Regions from separate parts of the Mus musculus genome. Here all the other regions are linked to region 1. The links are chromatin loops, found by intact Hi-C in ENCODE. Cell type or tissue: heart. All regions are shown on one strand. Region 1 has its middle 110 kb from the start of Gm36597. Region 2 has its middle 53 kb from the start of Gm39957. Region 3 has its middle 28 kb from the start of Gm24221.

Region 1 (8,000 bases):
TACCTGCAACTACAGCAGCAGCTCAGGTCAACTGCATCCACTTCTATCCATCATTCCATTTGTGTATCCATTCCATTCCATCTCCCGTCTTGCAGTAGGAACTGACAGCCTTCCTGTGGAAATAGCCTCACAGCCCTACCTATGGTTATAATTGCTTTAACCCCTGGGATTTCTAAGGAAATATACATTCATGCTGAATTTCCCCTTAGGAATGTGGAACCATAGTCCCTGCAAGTACTGTTATAATAAAGAATCTTCCTGGAATCCCTATGCTTAGGCTATAGCAAACAGCTTTTCCTGAAAATCCAGGGACCCAGAAGGATGCTGCTGCCAGGACAAGGCCTCCTGAGTCCTTCACAATTCAGCTTCCTGACGCCTGTGTGGATTCCAGACAACGTGGCTATTGTCCACTTCTAAATCCTACAAAACCCCGGATGTGAATAGGTCTTGGAAAATGAGATTCTGCCCTGTTTTTGTCTGGTCCTAATAACAAGGCCCTTCCTATCGCACTCAGGTGAGGAAAAAACAAGTCAGACAGTCTTTACCTTGGAGAATTGGGAAATAATGAAACTTTAAATAGATCATTGTGGAGCCTGCACTATGGAAAGAAAGCAACTCTATTTTCCTGATTCTGACACATGTCCCCAGCATTCCTCGAGTTCCTAAATTAGGATGCATCTCACAGTCAGAGCTTTCTCCTTCCCATGAAGACAAACCAAAGGACCTACTTGCCAGCAAGTTGATACTTTATATTTGTACATTTGTGTCTGGTTGTTGGAAGGCACTTTTATTTTCACTATGAAGTTAACTTCAACTTGGGTAGGTCTAATCACTCAAAGAGGTCACACTAACATGTGCTACAAGTATTCTTGTTAGACAAGGTTGTGCCATACCTCTGCTTTAGCTTTCCCATGTTTTGGTTTTGCTCGTTTCAGGAAAATCCCAGGTATTTATCAGCCAATCTTGAACTTTCTTGGACAGTGACATCACCGATTGATGTCACTAATTATTTTTAAAAGTTTCTATTCTTCAGTCACAGCCATGCTTAGCATTTACTTTAGGGACACAACTAACTTGTCCAATTTACTTCTCCAGTGTCTTACTTTCTTTTAATGATTGAAAAAGACTAGCCACCTAAGGATATCTATGGAACTGCTTCCTTGAACTTAAAAGATTGGACTTTTGTAGTGATATCATAGCATTCTCACCCATAGATGGTACATTTTGATGCCTTTTCATATGAAATTGCACAAAGTGTCTGTACCTTAGCTGGAAATTTATATTACAATGTGAAGTACTCAGTGTGTTATGTCTTTCTTATGTAAGGCCATGCATCTATCTCTGCCTTCCCACTGTCCATCACCTACCCCTGGGTTGTCCAGTTACCTCATAAACATCATTAAGGAAACATCTACCATTTGGTTGATTGGTCACTTGATAACATACATTTATTTTCTTATTAATATGAAATTACTTCTTGTCTAACACTATATTCAATATATACTATACTATATTTTATGATACTATAGATGTACCATAAAATTCATTATAAAACGTTTGTCATATTTTCCAGCTGTAAAAATCTCTTATCTCCATATTCATTAAGGGCAGGCTACATGTTCAGGTCACAGGTGTGGAAGTCCTCTGTGCCAAAATGGAGTCACCCAGGTCAGGCACTTGCAAGATGGAGTCAAGAGGCGGCAAGGGGACTGCCGTCAAAGACAACTAACCTCACAGCATTAACAAAAGCCTTTTTGATCCAAGATGCACTCAATTACGCAGCTACAACTGCTTCTGGGTAGACATCTCCATGCCAACAGCCAGTCCCATGAATCAGCCCATTCCACCTTCTCAAGGAGCTGCTGCGACCAGCTTATACTACTTCTCTCTTTGGACTTTACACACTTTCCCCTACAGTGGAGAGGGAAGAGACCTGCTCAGGCAGTAAAGTTCTTAAAATAAGATCATTAGGACCAGAGTCCAGACCTCTGGCATCCAAGTTAAAATAAATAAATATGCCTGGTAGTGCATGACTGTAATATTAGCACTGGGGAGTGGAAAGAGACAGATTCTGAACTCACTGACCAGCTTGCCTAGCCAAATTGGTGACCTCCAGGTTCAGTGAGTGACCTTATCTCAAAGAATGAGGTGGAAAGTAACTGAGGAGAAAATCTAATATTTATCTACCTCTGGCCACCACACACATGTGCACACATACATGAACATGTACAACACACACACACACACACACACACACACACACACACAGCGTTTTCTCTGTAGTAACCTCAGAGAGGCTTATGATTATCAAAATTTCCCAGGTCTGTAAATTCTACTCATTCCCACATAAACTCTATCTACAGAATTCTGTTTCTTATTTTGGTTGATCAAAAGCAAAATAGAACAATGTGGGAAGTCTGCATGATTGTCTTAATGCCATTTGGTGTCTTGTCCTTGTTTAGCAAGGTCCCTTTGTATTCGTTCCTGTTGTTCCTTCAGAGAACTGCCTTTGGCCAATAATGGTTTCCTCTTCTCTTAAAATACCTTCAGGTTACATAGTTCATAGGTTTCAGAAACAGCCATACCAGAGGCCAGCCCTTTCCCCAAGATAGGAAACTCTGCAATAGCTAGGCCTTTCTTCTCTTTTGTGTGTTTTCTGCAGCTTCTGGGCAGCATACTCCAGGTCCTTCAGCCTTTGAACTCTGACTTGCCATCAGTAGTTTGCCTGACCAAGTTCCTTCCCCAGACACAGGCTACCACACATGCAGTGTCCTCGGAGTTCTGCCAGTCATTTGTGTTGTGATCCAACAATGACATCCAAACATGGGTGTTAGCTCTAAAGTCTTCTGGGTCTGAGAAGTGAAAATAGATTTGACCCATCCTGTTGCCAGATGCAAACCAGTATACCACTTTCCAGCTGTTTTCTATCCTACAGGCTCTCCAGAACTTTCTGGAACTTGAGGTATGAAAAATAGATGGTGTTTTACAAGTGGCTTCCACAAGACTGTTTGGAAAAAGCTGTTCGAGCTGTGGACAAGTTGGCTCTAACATAGTTGTCATACCCTCTGGTCTATAATGACCCTATAATACACTGCTTCCAACCCCTTGGGGGAATCAGCCCTGAGAGGGAGATAGTAATGCCAAGCAAAGCAATAAGGCAATGGCTCTCTCCCAGAGGAAAGGCCAGTTTCTATCAACAGGGGGCACCACCCATTTTCCTTACTCTCCATGAAACAAATTAAAAGAAACTGTAGCTAAGAGTGCAGTCCGCGAAGCTTCCAAGTTTAGAAACCCACACAGGTTTGTAGCAGGGGAAAAAAAATCAAGAATCATCAAGGACCACTTTCTTGACCAGAAGTCTGAGAGTCAGAAGCCCTTCTGGTTGAACCAGACTCCACAGGGCTCTGCCTTCTGAAGCTACTCGGCACCTAGTGCCTCTCTCCTCCCAATAATTGGAGGTTTTATAAGTGCACAGCTATCATTCTGACTTGAGAGTTTCCACCATCATGTCTGTGAACTGCTTCTCAGATTGCTCTCTGGCTTAGTTTTCAAAGGCTTCCCCATACCCTGACACTGGCTTTAGGTTACTGCTTGAGGCAAACGAGCCCCATGTGGATAATTCCTTTCCTTGGGTGGGTCACATCTTCTCTTGAACATCAATGTTAAACTGGTGAGCTCAGGTTCACGAAGCCTCTCATATCCACTCTCCTGTATGCTCAGACTGAGCAACTGATTTCAGACTTTAAGATGCACGTAGAGAATCATTCATAATACAGGCCATTGTTTTTTGTTTGTTTTTTGTTTGTTTGTTTGTTGATTGATTTTTGTGACCTGGGGGAAATCATTATCATTATAAGCTCTGAAATCTGTCTTTGATTATATTTTCTATTTGTTTTTTTTTTTCCATCAGTGAGCAAACTTTTGAGAAAGGGCGGCATCTTGAAAAACTAGAAGTATGAGTACCAGCCCAAGAGTCCTACAGAGCAGATCTTGATACATACCTTGAGAGAAACAGAGTGACAATAGAAGCCATTTTTCTTCTCTTTCATCTTTTTGAGGGACATCTTGAGTGGGAGACACAGAGAGGGTACAATAAACCTGTAGAGATGGTATCTGGCAACAGCTGGGTCTGATGGGAAGAACCCATACTTCAAGTGAAGCCACCCACGTTTCACCTTTTCTTTCCACCTGGGTTGAGTTCCGGTACCTACAACTGCAAGTGGCTTATGATGCTAACTTCCCTTTATTTTGTTTTGTTTTATTTTATTTTCTCTACTCCCTCCAATCTGATTCCTTGGGGATACCTCCAAATAACTATATGCACCTCCATCCCCACCTCGGGTTTGCTTATGTGTCTTCTCAGTTGAGGTCCACATTCTGAAGTTGTTTGGTGTCTAGTTGCCAAGCATAATACTGCTGAACATTGGGGCATTCTTCCAAGATGCATTCCCAGAGCCTAATGTCTCCTTATTTAAAGCAGACGCATAGTGAAAGTTCTCCTCTTGAGTCATAGGACTTGATTCAACTTAGTGGGAAGACGGAGGAACAGGATTTGTCTCCAATGATGAACTTTATATCCGCTGGGTCTGTCCAGTTTCTAGGACCCCATCAATCAATCAATCAATCAATCATGTAGCAGCAAGCATCCTCCCCAGGCACATTCCTAAGCTGGAAAGCACATTAGCATGAATATAGTGCATAAGCACTTTCTGCTGTGCCTCAAAATTGGTGACTCTGTCACTCATGCCTACTTAAATTAATTTACATGCTTTCTTGATTAGGTAAATCTCATCTACCCATACAATGCAATAACAAAACAATTTAATTATGGTGTCTGATTTGAGGGTATTTTTCCCTATTAGTGTTTGGACTGGAGACAACATGGCAACAGTGAATAGGAGCCAGGCTCAGTGGTTTCTATCAGAGCTGTGTGTACCATCATCACTAAAGAAACAAAGATCCACAAATGCTTGAGGTTCCATTCCTGGATGAGCTAGCCAATATGGTGGTGATGGAATGGACCTAGAGCAATGTTTTTCACACCAACCATATCTCCAAGTTCACAAGAGTTGAGTTGGTTGACACCAGGCACTGGAAATCATCTCAATGGCAGAAATGCATGTCCCCATAGCTCTCAGGGAACCACCTCACCAGCAGGTCCCTCTACTGCTTGCTTTCTTTGGCAGTGTTCTAGATGGTTGGATGGGTGTGGGTGGTGATGCCTTTAACATCATTATTATTTTCCAGGCCTGTGGCATTCTGGGCTAAATGTTAATCTGAAATCAACCTGGTGAAGAACTGATTCTTCACCTTTTAGTTTTTTGTCTCAACCCCACCAGGATACACCAAGGAAAGTAAATATGAAAAATAACAAAAGATAAGTCGGAGCTGGGTACTTCTTGTTTTGCCATTTGAATTATTGACAGGTCAGATTTCAACACAGAGAAAAGTTCTGATCTCTCTCTTTTCTCTCTCACACTCTCTGGACCAGTTTCTCATCTCCGAAAGACAAGCATGTCAAAAATCTAAGCAAGCTTCATGGGAATTATTGAAAGTGTAGAGGTAGGAGGGGGAATGAAGGGAAGCAAGGACCCCATCCTTAATCCTATGCTTGCTTAGAGCAGCTTCCTTTACCTGTTGAAGAGGTAGAGATGACAGGCTGTGTGGACTCAGTATGTGAAGGATCCTTTCCTGGCACTCATCCAGAGATGCTGAGACAAATGTGTCTAACCCACAGCTCCATCTCTCAAGGACCAGTAACTAGCCATGATCCAGTCTATGGGCTTTAGGGGGAACCTGTGGCTGACACTTGTAGGTGGCAAGCACCAGGAGGTGGCAAGCACCAAAGGGTGGCTGGTTCAGAGCTTGTGATGAAAAATATACTTAAGAAAAACCTGTGAAGACAATAAGGACATGCAATGCACTGACATTTACATCGTGGAACTATTCTCCTTCTCCATGCCTCTTCTTCACTGTTTTCACCTCGTCCTGCCTTAAAGAGGAGTGAAGCTCATTCTGGTTATCCGATTTTCTTGATAAACAAAATGTGGTAAAGGAAAGTATACTAAACATCCTTGATAATAAAAAACCCAGCTGAAGAAAATCGAATTCTTCCTTGATGATCTAGAAATGCTCCTAATTAAGAACTGCAACTATGCGTGCAGATTGCAAACATGTTGGGTTATTTCAGTGGATGACTCAGGATGTCGATTTTTATTTCTAGCTGACAGTTCATTAAAAATCATAGATAACATACTGCTTCAATTTGAATCTTCTGAAATATTATGCATTTGTTATCCTTAAGCTCCAAGATATCTTTTCCTTTGATGCTCCATAATCACCATCAGTGAAAAGGCCTATTGCATACTTGCAGGAAAACATAATATCATCATGGTTTACCCCCTACTAAAGGCAACAGAGGCAAATGAAGCGAGCAAGTAACCTGCACCAGTGGAGTCTGGTTCTCTCTTGCATCCATCCTGATGAATAGGAGGCTCTCACTTGAAATCAGGGGGAAGAGGGCATAAAGCCAGTTCTTTTCAATTTGGCTACAGCCAGCTTTGTTCCTCATCTCCACAGCTCAGTTTCGAGAGTTTAAAGTGCCTCTGCACGTGCTTCCTATCAGCTCAGAAAGTGATAGAGAATATCACCTCACTGTTCAGTCATTTGTATAGTATGTAATGATACCTGAATGGCACTTACAATACCAGTATTATATTCTGTTCATGTAGACAGTCTTACTTATATTGGCTTTGAGTAGGCCCTGGGAGAAATATGTGGGAGCAAGTATATTTTGGAAGTGATGCCAAGAATCCCTGGTGGAGAAGAGTGGACAAATGAAACAGGAATGAGAAAGAGTATTTAGAGTATGTATTTATGAGTAGACTACTTCTTGGAACAGCTGGGGCTTAGCTACAATGGGGATCTCTGAGAAAGTATGTTGAAGAAAGTAGAGCATGCTTCAGTGGGCCATCTGATGCCTTAAGAACATGGAGTTTTATTTGATTGCTCCTGTCTATTTCCAGTTGGGAGTTGTTCCATTGGTGCTGAATCCCCAGCATGTCTAAGCTGATTGACACCTGAGCACAGCCCTGGCAAGAACATAGCGGAGCAATCACTGAGACACAACTCCAGGTGCCTGCATCAGGAAGCAATGTGCATAGATGTGAAGGTAACTATCAGCTAGGGACACTCAGTCTGAAGGAACATTGGATACTTCTGTGTTGTTTATAAACATAGAACATGCAGGTTTCTCCTTTAGTGGGCCTAAACCAGTAGGTCTAAGGAGAGGCTAAGAATGTCAACTTGTCATAAGTTCCAGATATGCAGATACTACTGATCCAGGACCTAATTTTGAGAACCACTGACAGGTATGGGGGATCATAGTGAAGCTCCAGTAGTGTTTGTTACTGAGATGATACGATGCTCTATTTATTGCTCTAGAATTAGTATTGGAAATCTTCAGATCCTGTTGGCTGTCTGACTGTGGACAGTGAGTAAATTGAGAGGAGACGGATGACAAAATTAGTACAAGAAAGAAGTCTGAAGAGGGAAATAACTTGATGCAGTTTCCCTACTCTCTACTCTTAAAAAGATGTGATTCCTTGACAGAGAAGAATGGAGAAAACCATTCCTTCTTTTAAATCATGGGGATACAGTAGAGATGGTGGGTTGAGCTTATGGGTGTAGGTAGTTGGTGAATATGGTTGGTCTTTCCTATACTTTCATGTTGGAGAAACAATGGTCCCAAGGGTGGGACTCCTGTGAACATATCCAGATTTTGACAAACATTTCTCAACTTATCTTGCAGATCTGGTTGAGCACCATAGTTCTGTGTAATCACTTCTTCATTCATGACAAAATGCAAGGGCATCTATAAAACTGTCTGCTTCTGCAAGAAAGAAAACCGACCAGAGTTCATTCTAGAAACTTAACCTGCCTCTACCACTTGAGCTTCCTGATGGAAAGTCTGGACTTCACACATTATTAGTCTCTACCAC
Region 2 (8,000 bases), 59 kb after region 1:
AGCCTGTGCATGCACCTAAAGGATTATAAGCACATGGCAAAGATACTTGAACATCATCTTAATTAGAGCACTATCAACAATATTTAAAATCTGAAACCAGGCTAAGTACCCATCAGCAGATGAACTGATAAAGAAAAATATAACATATACACTCAATGGAGTTCTACTGAATAATAAGGAAGAATGAGATTATGTCATTTTTAGAAAATGTTTGGAACTGGAGATCATTATGTAAAATGAAATAAGCCAGACTCAGAAAGATAACTATGTATGTACAGCATCTAGTTTAAATGAAAAGGCTCTGTGTGTGTGTGTGTGTGTGTGTGTGTGTGTGTGTGTGTGTGTGTGTGTGTGTTTAAAGGAGACAGAGCAAGAACAAAAAAGTTAAAGAATAGCTGACATCTATTTCTTAACCTCCTTCTGGGAGTCTCTAGCTCTATTTTCTCAAAATACTGTCAGCTTTCCATTACTATAACAACAACAGAAAGAACATGAGACAATCAACTTAAGAGAAAAAGGATTATTTGTCTCATGGCTTTAGAGATGTTAGCCCCTGCCAAGTAGCCCCTTCTATATGAGCCTGTGGTGGAAATGGCAAAGCTGTTTACTTCATGATTGAACAAGATGTAAAACAGAGAAGAGGCCAGAGTTCTACAAGCCTCTATAAGGCCATGCCCCCCATGACCTAAAACTGCATTAATGGTTTATCTTTAACCTTGCAGCACTCCAATAATGCCAATCTGGGACTAAACCTTAACATTCGAGTCTTTGGGGAATATTTCAGATCCACACTCTAACACATGGATACTGTCTTTTCTCTATCATTCTTTGATATGTAACAAGGGGCCATTGCCTAAAGTTTTTTTTCCAATTTTTTAATAAATATTTTCTTCATTTACATTTCAAATGCTATCCCAAAAGTCCCCTATACCCTCCCCCCGCTCCCCTCCCCCCCGCTGACTCCCCTACCCACCCACTCCCACTTCTTGGCCCTGGCATTCCCCTGTACTGGGGCATATAAAATTTGCAATACCAAGGGGCCTCTCTTCCCAATGATGGCCGACTAGGCCATCTTCTGCTACATGTGCAGCTAGAGACATGAGCTCTGTAGGTACTAGTTAGTTAATATTGTTGTTCGACCTATAGGGTTGTAGACCCCTTCAGCTCCTTGCCTAAAGTTTTGAAAGACGAACAAGGAAAGCAGACACCCTTTTTCCTTGACCTCAGTATCCTATTCATGTAGTAGTCTCTACCCCTCTCCAAATCCCTCTAACAAAGGGTCTATGCTGCATCTTCTCCCTTGCTTCAAATCATCAGGGACTTCTGGCCACAAGCTTCCTGAAGATATAAAAATAGCTTCTCCAAACCCCATGCTGCTCATATGCTATTCTTATGCTCCCAGGGGTCTTTGCAAACCCAAAGATCCAACTGTCAATTCAAAATGGTGTTCTTATGCCAAAAGCAGAGGGAGATCTTTACCCTAATGTCATTGTACATATTTAATGGGATATAATTGTGGATGGCAATGTAGTAGAGCTTTTTAGTGTTCCCTAAAAGTTCATGTGACAAAGGTCATCTCTTCATAATGGTGCTATTGGAAGGTAGACGAACCTTTAGGAGGTTGTACTGGGTGGGAAGACTCTGAGCCATTGTAGGTCTTAAAGGAGATATTTGGCTGCATTCCCTCTGTTTGTTACTTCTTGGCCATGAAGTCAGTGGCTTTGATCTGCCATGAGCTACTGCCAATATGAGCTGTTTCACCAGGAGCCAAACAATGGGGCCGATCAACCATAGGTTAACCCTTTCCAAACTGTGAGCCCAAATTGACCTTTCTTTTTTATAATTTGGTTTTTCCAGGTATTTGTTACCGCTTATGAAAATTTACTGTATTAGTTACTTTTCTCATTACTATGACAGGATATTTGTCGGAAGCAACTTCAGCCAGGGAGGTTTATCTTGACTTGTGGTACTGAGGTCAGAGCCCATCCTGGCAGGAAGCATGAGCAAAGCAGCTTGATCCATGGTGGTGGGGGCTCAATCTAACCATATATCATCAATTAGACATTCATAGGAAGCTAGATCAGGATTGGAGGTGAATTATAACCCTCCAAGGCCTGTTGACTCTGGGTAGCCTGTGTCTGTTGGCTAGGCTGTGCCTCCTAAAAGTTCCACAGCCTTCCAAAACAGCACCACCAGCTAGGGACCAACTGTTCAAACACAGCAGCCTGTGGGGAACATTTCAGATTCAAACAATAATACTGAGTAACACACCAGAGAGAGGAAATTTGACCTTTATTTTCACAAGTCTATAACTGAAATTTGGCATCATGAATCAAGACAGCTGCCATGGTTTTATTATCAAGATCTCTTATTGTATCTCCATTAGAAACCAGAGATGTTTTTGTATCATTTGGTATATGTAACTCTACCTTGAAATCCATTTATATAACCCTCTGTGTTGAAATCACAAAAATAGCCATAGCTGTCTCTAGAACCCATCGTGATTGACAGGGTACACACATATTACTGTACATACACAGCTGGGTGGTTGTGTTCAGATGTGCTGCATGCCCTCTTAATGCTTTCCTTTTAAGTCTTTAAGAGCAATCCTCTGACAAAGGAGCCAGATGAGGTACATGAATGCAAATACACATAGACACAAACTCACCAATGCTAACTTTAAAAATAAAAAGAGACCATGAATTTGAGAGGGAGTGGAGGGCTAGAGGGGAGAAGGAGGTGTGGATGTGTAATAAATATAGTACGATTGTATAAAATTTTCAGCCCCCCTTTTAAATGAACAAATTTAGCACAATTGTAATCCACTGTCAGTCAACTTCCTCATCAGCACAGACTTCATCTCCGTTTTCTCTGTAATCTAAAGTGTCCACATCTGTCTCTAGCACACTAGTCACCGCGACAACCAGCATCTCATACCCACCACTATTCAGCATGTAGTGTGGAATGTACTGTTTCACGATCCAGTGCGGTGGCAGAAGAACAAGGTTGTGAGGTCCTTTTGGGAAACCAAAAGAGACAAAAAAAATATGTAAAAAAATAGGAGATAACTGAAAGTCAATGGCAGAAGGCTAACTGTTAGTGGTCCCGTAAATGGGGACACCTACACAGTTAGTCCACCCTCTCTGAGGAGAACTTGGGAGTGTGAGCCCCTATGACATGGAGACCATGAGGAAGATTAGGACATTGGAGTGTTTAGACAAATAAGAATATCAAGACAGCACTAACAATCAAAGTAAGGAAGAACTATGGAAGAGCAGACATTCTCTAAAAGAGCCCCCAAACCCTGGAAACCAACCCCCTCATGACCATCCTACCTAGTATGGAATACTGTGTGACACCTTTATTTATAAAGTACACTTTATAGCAAGATTGATTAACATTATTCTGACCAAGTGGGACTATCATGAAGTTGTGCACTTGTGTGACTCTGGAGTGCTCAGATCATGAGAAAGCATTCGGCTTCTCTTCTGCTGACCAGGCTAAGAAGGAATTGAGAACAGAGGCTCCCCAGGAAACCACACACCATCAAGGAAGCGCTCCAGTACTGGCCTATGGGCTTGGGAGGAAGCACACACCCTGGGTCAGCTGTCCCTTGTCTAGGAATGGCACAGATCCAACACAGAGCAGCCTGCGTATTCAGGAAAACATATCTCAGGCACTTTTAATACCCTGGACAACCATCACCACTTTTTTCTTATCTAATTCCTTTTCAGGCTCTGGTAGTCCCGCCAGACACCAGTTATGGATTAACACTGTTGGCCTTTTAGACTTATGAATTGAAAAGTACAATGTGGCACACAAAGAAAGGGTTGGGTTACACAAGTCTGTTTGTTCTAGGAACTCAAAACACATTTCCCATAGAAACAATGGCGATAAGGCAGAAAGGCGAGGTGACCTCCTCCCTCCTCCCTCCACCCTCCACTTAGAAAGGATTTAGTCTGACGTTTGCAAAGCAGTAGTACTATTTCACTGTTAAGTTGCTTTTGAGATAATGCATTTTACCTTGAACCTCAGATGCTAAAACCTTCCTAAGCATTAAACTTTGCTTCCCAAGTTCTTTGCTCTTTTATTGATGAGAGGCAAAGCTGTTTCTTTCAGCTTGAATGGAGACTGTGGGATGGCTTGACTAAAAGAACACAACAGAGAGGATGGTGGGGCATCAAATTTATGAAGACAGCTTTATTCTGATACCCAAATGAGACAGGCACCCCCAGAAAGGAAACAAACCAAAGTATCTCATACATATGCATACAGTAGTCCCACTAGGGTCTTAGCAGCCAGGAACAGTGCCATCTGTAGTTCCAGCTGTAGCAAGAGAATGCTTTAATCCCACAGCTTCAGGGCCAGCCTAGGCAATGTAGAAACTTCTCCCTCTCCCTCTCCCTCTCCCTCTCCCTCTCCCTCTCCCTCTCCCTCTCCCTCTCCCTCTCCCTCTCCCTCTCCCTCTCCCTCTCCCTCTCCCTCTCCCTCTCCCTCTCCCTCTCCCTCTCCCTCTCCCTCTCCCTCTCCCCCTCCCCTCCCCCTCCCTCTCCCCATCCCTCTCTCTCTCTCACACACACACAGAGTTCAGCAAAACATAAAAAATAATTATATCTGATAGTCAAGTGTTCATTTTCCAGAATCATAAAGTTCATTGCTTTGAAATAAGTCAATGTATCACACTGTATTAGCTGAGGTTAAAGCAGAAAGATCACATCATTGAATCAATGGGGAGAGGAGGATTCAACACTCATTTATGAAAAAATAAATGAGCAATATTCCAGAAATGTGATAGATGAGCTGGTGAAATGGCTCAGTGATGTATGCTCATAAGAATGAGGATCACAGTTCATATCTCCACAACTCCCATAAAAAGCTAGGTAGTGATAGGGAGTGGAGATGGGAGGATTGTTGCAACCTTTTGCTGTAACGTACCAAGATCGAGATATAGTGGGAGATACTGTTGGGATCTCTTGTTATTCGTAGGCAGATATGAGTCTTGGCTCCTTACTCAGCTTCCCCTCGCTTCCTTAATGGAGTTGAGTTCCTCATCGTTAGTTAAGGGTCTAGACTCCCCCACTGGACCTCGACTAGTGCAGATTGTGGCCACATGGACAACTGTACAGTCACTGCTGTAGAAAAGTTGCCCTGTTTCTAGTCCTTCGTACAAACTAAATGGCTTTTCTTGGGAACCTGTCTCATCCAGTCCTGTAGCTATTTCTTCACTCCAGTGTTGTGATAACTGAGTCAACAAGGAGATCCTGGAATATACCACTATGGTGTTCCTCAGGTCCAGAGATAATCTGCCAATATATCTTCTTCTCTTGACATCTCAGTCTTCTTATGCTGATGTTTCAGAGTGCAGGAAGAACTGTGAGGTCACCTATCATCCTGGAGGCATACACCTGATGTTTCATCATTTGGCTGCAACAGAATTCTGCTTTCCATCAGAATCCTAAGGCTTCGTTCCGGTCATGTGGACTCCTCCAACACCGACTTCTAGATTTGCTTTCTTAGGATGAGGTCCCTCCACCTCATTCTCCCTGTTTTATTTCTGTTGTTTTCTGAATTATTCACTCTAGAATTCTGAAAATTCACAAGGTCGCCATCATCGTTGTGCATGCTGTGCAGCAATGTTCTGGCTGCTTGTCAGTCTCTGCTGTCTGGTGATCTCAGAGGCCTTAGAAGAAGATACCCATTCTGAGATATATTCTACATAATCTATTCAACATTCCTTAGACCTTCAGGAGGTAGATTGTGTATCTTATTTGCAGATTCCAAATCTCCTCCTTCTTCTCTTCCACTTCTGAAGATAATCTTTTCTATAATCATGCTATGATTTCAATATTTGTTAGCCACCCCAGATTCATATCTTGAAACCATGCCATCTAAAGTGATGGTATGAAGAAGCAGAGAAATTATGAATATGAGTAATGCCTTCTAACAGAGACCAAAGACAATAGATCCTGAAGGAGACAGGACCTTAAAGAATAAGTAAAGGTAATTTAAAAAGTTTCCATCTGCACAGCAGAAGGCAAGTCCTCCCCAGACACTCAATCTATTCATGTCATGCTCCTTAAGTTTCAGCATACATTACTATGAGAAAGGAACTTCTGTGGTTTATAAGACAGCCAGTTGATGGTGTTTTGTTATGGCAGCCCCCCAAAATAAGTACAAATATTTTGGTCTATAACACATTTAGTGTCTAGGATTTCTTTCAGACTTGAATTTTCTTTTGGGGGAGCATATTTTTGAAATAACATTGTTTGTCTTTGGATATCAGTTTTGATTTTGTTTGCTCCATGTGTCCTCTGAATTCTGTTTTTATTGTTGTTTTTTTTAATTTTTCTTTACCACATCATCTGCTTCCTCTGATTTCCCTCTGTTGTCTTCTTTCGGTTTATTCATCTGTCTGATTTGACCTCCTTAATGTTGAAAGGAGTTTACCTATGTGAAAAACTTTAACAGCCTGTTCTCATTTAGCAGAGTTACTGATAAGCTGGTGGAAAAGGAAACTGCAAATCCCTCATTTGCCCATAGGATCCACTTTCACCATACTGTCCTCTATTCTGGAAGCTGACCAATGTGCCATGCTCACCAGTCTCCTTTATACACCTCTGTTTGAAGTAACCAATCTACAGCATTGGTAAGAGGTCAGATGGCAGGCAGAGAAGACATGTTCCCTACTGAGCAGGGACTGTATTCCTCCTTTGAAGGCATCATACCCAAGAGTCACCCCTCTTCAACAGCTCTTTGTTGGGCTCTAATAATTATTTCTCTCTTCTTCTTTTATGATCTTGTTGGTTTCTGTTAGCCACATCCTCTTCCCATTAAATAGATCCTTTACTAAACTCTCCTCTTTTGACTGTGCTACCTGTCTTTCATTCAGAGTTCCTAATCATTACCGAATTCAGGTCCAGGACAAGGCTTGGCAATGAGTGGCTTCAGTGTACTATCATTGGTCTTTTTAATGGAAGAAATCCATGCATGTTCATATTAGTCAGTCAGGGCTCCCATTAAAAAGCTGTATGGACATTTTGATACTCACAGTTCTAGATGTAAATGTCCAGGTGCAATGTACCAGCAGATTTGGTATCTTCTGAGGTCTTTTTCCTTGTAGGTGGTCTCAGCCCCATGTCTCCCATGACAACCTCTCTGTGCATATGTTTGATGTGTCTGTATTTAAATTTCCTCTTCTAGTAAGATCTGAAGCCATGTGATATATAAGTGCCCACACCAACAGCCTAATTTGAATTCATTACCACTCTGAGATCCTGTCTCTAATATTCCATGATCTTCCAAGGTTCTGTGAATTGGGGGGCAGGGGAATCCTACTTGGTGAGCCTGCTCTGGCTATACAGAGCACTCCACGTATCTATTTCCTCAAAAGAGCCCTTTTATCCATGGTAGAGGGTACATTTTGGACCATTGTTCATCATGAAGGGCCCTAATGAGTTTCCCTGTTATTGTTCTTACAGCTGATCCTCCCTCTCCATTGAGGGTCCAGGATTCTCTCTTACTTTAGGTCAGAGAAGATATGTCCTGGGTAGAGGAATGGTATCACCATCTTCCCTCTCAGCTCTGTCCGTCACGTCTGACCTGGGGATGCTGAAATGCTTACACGTGACCACTTGTGCTTTCTGCAAAAATAGTCTAACTTTCTAATGTTAGTCCTTCCATGGAGACTTGGTTTCTGCATTCAACTCATTTGAGATGTTACTGCCAGTTCATCAGCTCATTTTACCAGAGGAAAAGAAGGTGGACTGCCACATTACAGGGTATGCCTATAAGACCCTTAGTTTGCTGTTAGTCATGTCTCATTTAAAGAATCAGTCAGTAAATGTCTCCCTGATTTTCTTCATACTGATGAGACTGCTATATCTCTCCCTACTAGACCATAATTTTAGTGATCTGAGAAAAGAGTGAAGACAAAGGCTTGTAATCAAACCATGCTTAGCCATAGGTTCCCAGTGATCCTTAAAGTCCCATAGCCTCATCTC
Region 3 (8,000 bases), 160 kb before region 1:
CTCAATCAGGCAATGACTTCTTGGTTTTTTTTTTTTTATATTTTTTATTAGGTATTTTCCTCATTTACCTTTCCAATGCTATCCCAAAAATCCCCCATATCCTCCCCCACCCACTCCCCTACCCACCCACTCCCACTTTTTGGCCCTGGCGTTCCCCTGTACTGGGGCATATAAAGTTTGCAAGTCCAATGGGCCTCTCTTTTCCAGTGATGGCCGACTAGGCCATCTTTTGATACATATGCAGCTAAAGACAAGAGCTCCGCTTATCACCTCTCCAAAGGCAATTTCTCAGGCAAGGATGGGAGTAGGGGGTGGATGAAGTTTTACCTTAAACACCTCCCACACACAGGAAGGACAGAATTTTGTCCCTCTGCCTGCTGATATTGCTCTTTTCCTCTCTCACCATCCTTTCTCCTGTTAGTGAGAGTCTCCTTATATGACTTCTGTTCAGCATGACAGAAGCCTTCCTACCTACCAGTTCCTCATTACAACATCTTTGCAGTCTCCAATTCCATCCAAATTTCATGCAACCCAGAGAAATAAGAGGACAGAACTATGCTCATTTTACTGATGAAAAGATGTAGACCAGAGAAGGATACAGCCAGCTGTGCATGCCAGGCACTAGCATATCAATGTAGGATTGTAATGTAGGTATTAAAATTATTATTGTTACACAGTTTATTGACATTTTCATTTAGAATACTGTATATTTGGACCATTTTCCTCACCATTCTCCTCTTTTGCTCTCCTCCCCCTAGCTACCTTTCTCTTCCTAAATATCCCTGCTTCTGTTTCCATGTTACATGCTTTTGTGTATACACATATAAAGCAAAGAGTATTAGTCTTCCTGAACATGTCTTATCTCATTAATATGATGGTCTCAAGTCCCACCCATTTCTCCACAAATGATAGACTTTTATTCTTCTTGATTCTATGGAAAATTCCACTGTGAGCATGTATGCTCGTGTGTGTATTTGTGTGTGTGTGTGTACACGTACATTTGTGTGTGTGTGTTTCATTCTCTTTATCTAATCATCTGTGGTCAACATATCTTTTGAGGGGCACAATTCCACACTAATAATTTCTTAGCTCACATAACTGATGATCTCAGAGAGGAGAATGCAAGAATGAATCTAACACATGTACTGTCACTGTTAGAGACAATGCATCTAAGTGGGCAGCGATGACCTAGGTGGTCCTGGCTTCTGAGCATCTGTAGTAGTGTGAATGTATCCTCTCCAAAAGTTGTTTAATGCTAATGGGATGGTGGCAAGAGATGGGTCTTTTCAGAGGTGATCAAGCCATGAAGGCTGTTCCCTCATAGGTGATATTAGGAGGCTCCTCACAGCATTTGGCTCCCCTGTCTTTTAGCTTCCACAAGTATAAGGACATCGCGTTTCCATCCAACCCCAAAGGATGTAACAGCAAGGCACCATCTTGGAGGCAGACAGCTGTTCTCACCAGACGTCTGACCTTCTGACTCCTTGATCTTGGGATTTCCAGCCCCCAGTTCCAGTTAGGGAACTAACCCATGATATGTATCTCAGCTGAAAGAATTTAGTACAAAACACTGTTCATACACTTGGAACAACTGATAGGTAAGTTAGCATCTCACGCATCTGCCACGAGCTAATGAGGACAATGTAAGATAGGGGAGCCTTTCAAAGGCCACATTCAGTCTCAGAATGGAATGAACTCAAGAGAAGGTCATCTGGCTATAGCTGTGCCAAAGGAGGGACTGGACCTCAAGGAACACCATAAGAAGTGAGGGGGCAGAGACATACCCCAGCTTCTCCTTCTGCTCAGTTCTTTCTTTCCTTTTTCCTTTTATGTTTATTCTTTCATTTTGGAAATGAGGTTTCACTATGTAGCTTAGGGCGGCCTTGAGGTGATCATTCTGCTCCAGCCTTCCAAGTACTGAAATTGTAACTGTGACCCATTATGACCAGCTTGGTGACTACATCTCTGTCTTTTGTCATATGTTCTCACTGGCCAAACCTCAATGGAAACCACTTAACATGAAAGTCTGAGAAAGGCAGAATTGTTCTGGAGGTAGCAGCAACTGCTGGGCTCATGTGCTTTGCAAACACTGATAGGGAGTGGAGATTAAAAATAAAATAATACGGACTTAGTGATGATTGGAGTGACTTAAGCAAAACAAACAAACAAACAAACAAACAAACAAGAAGAGCTATATAGCTTTCTGAACAGTAGGACTGATGTGTACATGTGTACACGTTCAATTTGTTCTGTGCACTATCAAAGCTTGAGAGACCTTAGTGGCAGTTTTGGGTTCCTCTATCCCTCCTAAGGGTGGGCAGTCAATAGGCTTGTGTTGCCTTGACTAGAAGATTAAACAGCCAGAGCACCTCACCCCTAACAGCTTAAAATGACATACTGAGAACAGCAAGTATAATCCCCTTATGTTTACATGGTATGAGTGCCCTTTGAAAATCTGATTAGCTTTTTTAATTACCAGGGACCCTTTCAGCACTTAGCTGGGAAATTGCTGGATCTAATTAATACTTTCTGTGTGTCAGGAAAACACCATTTGCTTCACTATCCGTGCTCTCAGTTTTGGAGGCTTCAGAGTTCAGCACCCAAGTCGCATCTTGGCAATGTTCCCTTCTCTCTCACCATTGCTCTTCGTGCTGCTGCTGAACCATAAAGTGGACAAGAACTTTATGGATGGTCTTCCTAGGAGGGACAGATGTGCACCGAGTTTCATAAGTGCTAACTACAGTGGAAAGCTAGCACAGAAGAGACATGGGCAAGAAGAGGAGACAATCTTCAGATTGTCCCTACCAAGTGCTGTGGATGGAGGAACACTTCCCTATTTGGGACAGTGATTAAAATAAGTTATTCCCATGCTGTCTGAGAGCTGTGTGTTGCACAACTGGCAAAGAATGAGAACAAGAGCCTGGGGTTTGGGGGAGCTGGCATCTTTATTGAATGTTGTCTTGACCCTCATCTTCCACAGTGGCAGGTGTTTCATACAGACTTACTGTGTACCACTGTGAAGAGGTAGAGTCTTGACATTTAGTTCAGACAGCCAGACCCTTGGCAGTTCCTGTAAATCCAGGCAAAGAATGTCTATAGAAGCCACCTGGTGGATTGGTGAGGATGGGGCTAGGGGGCTCACTTTAGCAACTGCTTATATAGCCTTAGGGGGTCACGACTGCTTTCATACAAGACCACAAGCACCCAAACTTCCATCTCTTGGTGTTCAGATGATCAGAGCTGTGACTGGACAAAGAGCTGGAAGGCCCTGGAGAAGCCAGAGTTCAGACTGACACTCACATGTTCCTGCTTAGGGGAATACATACTCACCACTTCCATCTTCATGTGCTCTGGATCAGTGTGTGCACAGACTCTGAGATAATCAACAAGGGCTTCCTACAAATCCCATCAATCAATAATACTACTGCTACAAGTCTTTCCAGCACTGACAGGAAAAACAAGTCCTGACTCTGGGGGGTATCACAAGGACATTCTCAGTATAAAGTATTGTCAACTCGTGCATCCATGCTAATACAAAACTATCCAAATGCCTTAAAGAAGGTAAACGAGAAATCACGCCCGAGAGCCAACTTCAATGAAGCATAATTTGCAGCAGAGGGCAGCAGAAGACACCGTTTGGAAATTCAGTCTGCAACTGGGCACATCCTTCCCGTGCCACACCAGTCAGACCACACACACACACACACACACACACACACACACACACACACACACACACACACACACACATACACACACACACACACACACACACACACACACAGAGAGAGAGAGAGAGAGAGAGAGAGAGAGAGAGAGAGAGAGAGAGAGAGAGCGAGCAGATCTGTTTGCCAGGGCCTCACCCTTCTTACATGACCACTAGTCACTGGGCTGGTGAGCCACAGCTCAGGTCAGACAAGATGCTTTTCACTGGGGCCATCAGGAGGGTCGGGACAGGACTAAGGCGGAAATAGCTGGTTGGCGGCTCACTTCCCTATCCACGTGACCAGGCAGTGGAGCCCAGATGTTGTTAAGGTGGTAGGCGACCTTGGCTATTGTCCTGGTGCTAATGAGAATGCCTTGGGGTTTAGGCAGCTGCTTGTTTGGAGGAAGACAGAAAACTGTCAACCTGTGATTTCCTCCAGACCCTTAGTCCCTATAGGCAAAAGCCCCGGGTCTCCTCGCTGTGCATGGTTCAGGGGTTAGATGCCATCACCCTGACTCTTCTTAGAGTCCTCTGAAGCTGGGGTGAGTGTGTGATGACACTAACAACCGGGAGAGAAAAGACAGAGTCGGGACAAGCCTGGGAGAAAAAGCAGGCCCCATTGCAAGCACACGTCACTGCTTCTCGTTTCTAATATGTTCCATTAGCTCTCGGTATAATGTTTCCAAATGAGCCACAGCAGGGACTGTGGTACTCTTGTTTCTTCAGGGTTATTGATGAACCCTCTCTAACTTAGCTGTCCCTCTCTTTTTCTACCCCACCCCACCCCTGGTCTTTTCTTTCATTAAGAAATAATCCTATCTTCTTTTGTGACTTGAAATAACATCAATATCCTTAGACATTCATGCTTTTTTATTGCTATTATCTTTCTGTTTTTGAGACAGGACCCCACTCTGTATGTAGCTCGGGCTTGTCTTAGACTGGTAACCATTCTCCTGCTTCACCCTCCCAAGTGCAGGAGCGACCAGGCCTGACTACACCCTGTGTTTATATATTTAGCCCAACTCCTCTCCTAATCTCTCATGATTGCCTTGAAAATCATTCTGGGAAAAAAAAAGTAAATCATTCTAGAAAAATAAGACTAGGATGTTTAAGTATGTCTCAGGGTCATAGCTGATGAAGAATTCTTGTTTTTTAGGCTGGACCTAGTGAACCTTCTCTACACTGGTTAGTGTGAACTCCATCATCTTTCCCCATAACTTTTTATTGATTCCTTGTGAGTTTCACATCATGCACCCTAGCTAGTTTCACTCATCTCTCTCCCCCTGTATCTGCCCTCTGCCCTTGCAACCTCACCCCCCCCCTCCCCAGAAGAAAATAAACACTCAATCAATAAACAAACCAAAACGTCTCATTGTGGGAGCTGTAGTGTGTTGCAGTGCATCCCATAGTATAGCGTTCTATCCACACATCTTCACTTGCCAATGTTCATTGTTCAAGGCCTCTGGCTTCTGCCACACCATCAATATTGGATTCTCACTGGGTCTCCTCCCAGTTATCTCGTTGCTTCCCCTTTTGTGCACCACTAGGGTGAGCTCTTCAGCACTGCTCTGGCTAACCCACCCAAAGCAGACATCATCAGGAGGCAAGGCCATCTCACCTGTGCATCCAGAGCCAGCTCCTCCTTGCTTCCCAGTTGAAGTACCCAGGGCCTATTCTCCAAGTACTGCATGTAGTAAGGAGCTGGGCCAGCTCTCTCTCTCTTATATCCTCAGGGCTGGCTCACCCATGTCTTCACCATGAGGTCCAGCTCCTCTGTATTGCCCAGATAGAACTCCATCATCTTAATAGCTCAGGTCTTGGCTTGTCCTCTTATATGCCATACATACTCTGCCTGGACCAGATTGTTTGTCATCCCAGGATGCTAAGAGCAGAACCAGTTTCATCTCTCCTTTTATTTTCTCCAAACACCACAATTGAGTAGTTTTCCAGGCTTTTATACCTGTCCATCTATAGTCTATTATTAATAGGACATCAGGATAAGTGATCTCTTTAAAAATCTTAATCACTTGCTGTCAGGCCAGTACTTACAGCCTCTCCTGCTTCTGATTAATTCTGAATGAAGAGAAATTCCTGCAATGCCTTTCAAACCTGTCTGATCTGGGTCTTCAGTGTCAGCATCTGTGACTCTCCCTTCTACCCACTTTTGTCCACAGTGGCCTCTGTGATGCCAGGCTTACACATTCTTTCTCTACACTTGCTCATGCACTTCCCTTAAGCCATGGCTCATCTTCTCAGGGAAACATCCCAGCACATCCTTTAATTAATTCTGCCATACCCTCTCTCTCCAGCTCTGTCTTTTCTCTGTCCCACAACCTCATTGTTGGGATGATGGCCTGATCTTAGATTCTGCTTACTGGCTTCCAATTCCAGGATGTAGGTATGTTGTGGCCCATCCCTTGCTTTGTTCACTGATGTCACTGAGTCCCTAGAACAGTTACAGCACTTACAAATACTCGGCAAATCTTTTAACAGATACCGTTTAATCAATTGTCTTGTCTGTACAATGCCCTTCCTGAGATGTCTAGCTGTTTTAATCTGATTTGACCTAGATTAAAAACATCAGGGTGTGGAAAAAGAGAAGGACATTCCAATGAATTTGTACCATGGGCCATTTCATTAAAACTATTGTTCCAACCCAGATGTAGCTGTCTCTTGTGAGACTATGCCGGGGCCTAGCAAACACAGAAGTGGATGCTCACAGTCAGCTAATGGATGGATCACAGGGCTCCCAATGGAGGAGCTAGAGAAAGTACCCAAAGAGCTAAAGGAATCTGCAACCCTATAGGTGGATCAACATTATGAACTAACCAGTACCCCGGAGCTCTTGACTCTAGCTGCATATGTATCAAAAGATGGCCTAGTCGGCCATCACTGGAAAGAGAGGCCCATTGGACACGCAAACTTTATATGCCCCAGAACAGGGGAACACCAGGGCCAAAAAGGGGGAGTGGGTGGGTAGGGGAGTGGGGGTGGGTGGGTATGGGGGACTTTTGGTATAGCATTGGAAATGTAAATGAGCTAAATACCTAATTAAAAAAAATTAAAAAAAAAACTATTGTTCCAATCTGTACTCTGCCAACAGTGTATGGAAGCTGCTCGCCACCATGTTTTCTCTAGCATTTGATATTTTTGTCTTTGTGACTATAGCTATCACCATCAGTTGAGATTGTTAGTTGTGGCTCTGCGTGCATTTCCCCAATGGTAAGCATATTTTCTTTGCAGTGTTGTGGGATAGTCAGAGAACATTATATTAACGAAGTAAGCTGAACATAGAAAGAGAAATACTTCATGTTCTCATTTATTTGTGGCAGATAAATAAAACTGAATCCAGAGAAGTAGAGTGGAATAATGGTTATCAGAGGCAAGGAAGGAAGGAAGAGTTGAAAAACTCAGTGACTTGGGTGTAAAATCCAGTTAGATAGGAGGAAGAAGTTTTAGTGTATTCTACAGCAAAGTTCTACCCACACCTTACTAGTTCAGAAGAGCTGGGAGAAAGGATTTTGAATATTTGCAGCACAAGTGACAGCTGGTCGAGACAGTGGGATCCTAATTACCTGAATCTAACCCCATAGCATAAATTGTATAATTCATATGTACCTATTAAAATAATAAAGGAAATACAAAGAAAAATTGCCATGCCAAAGTGTCAGGGCTACGACCAGTGAAGACAGTGTGCACTTTTCTTTGAACAAAGACACCTTAGATGTTTTCTTCTCATTACAGTGGCAGCTCTTTGCCCTCATCATCTAATAAAAGTGATGGATTACTAATAATGTGCCTTACTTTTATCCCTTGGACTATGGAGTGGGGCAGTCTCTTTCCTAGGCAGTGCTCTGAGATGGGGTCGTGCCACTAGAACACTGTATTCTATATTATTGCCCCTGTGATTTCCATTGATCAGTATAGAAGCCAGCCACTCTGCTCAGTGTGTCTCTGATGGTTGATAGAAATAGGTGATGTCTGCAAGTCTGGGACACAAGGTAACATTCTCTTCCTTCTTGACTTCATGCCGATAGATAACTAAATGTTCCTGCTCTATGCCTCATGGGTAAGATCTATGCATCTGGAGTTCTCACCTGGTCTGCCCCACCCCAGTACCCAGAGCACACATAAGCGCGAACACACACACACACACACACACACACACACACACACGCAAACAGCCACATGATGATGAGAGTAACTCTGACACAAGGTTCTTAGGAATAAGTTCACAGTCTCATAGCCCAGATGATATGATACCTGCTGTGCATCAGAAAATCCCATTAAATGA

Evidence for each region. Peaks named below come from ENCODE experiments on the same cell type or tissue, not always from the same donor. Only the 100,000 strongest peaks of a DNase experiment are listed, where the experiment ranks them.
Region 2: a loop joins it to region 1, with 2.4 times the contacts of the local background. A loop is called at or near these places in 4 of 42 quality-filtered maps.
Region 3: a loop joins it to region 1, with 2.6 times the contacts of the local background. A loop is called at or near these places in 4 of 42 quality-filtered maps.

The regions. Positions count from the first base shown.
Region 1 is chr2:148,276,218-148,284,217 of GRCm38, forward strand. No RefSeq gene overlaps it. Among named protein-coding and RNA genes, the nearest start is that of Gm36597, 110 kb to the left of the region's middle. In heart, a CTCF peak has its summit at 3,200 (motif pointing right); no DNase peak of the experiment used is centred here.
Region 2 is chr2:148,334,798-148,342,797 of GRCm38, forward strand. No RefSeq gene overlaps it. Among named protein-coding and RNA genes, the nearest start is that of Gm39957, 53 kb to the right of the region's middle. In heart, no CTCF peak of the experiment used is centred here; a DNase peak (open chromatin) is centred at 3,604; H3K27ac peaks cover 406 bases.
Region 3 is chr2:148,118,721-148,126,720 of GRCm38, forward strand. No RefSeq gene overlaps it. Among named protein-coding and RNA genes, the nearest start is that of Gm24221, 28 kb to the right of the region's middle. In heart, CTCF peaks have their summits at 3,593 (motif pointing right) and 5,247; a DNase peak (open chromatin) is centred at 4,011; H3K27ac peaks cover 688 bases; H3K27me3 peaks cover 988 bases.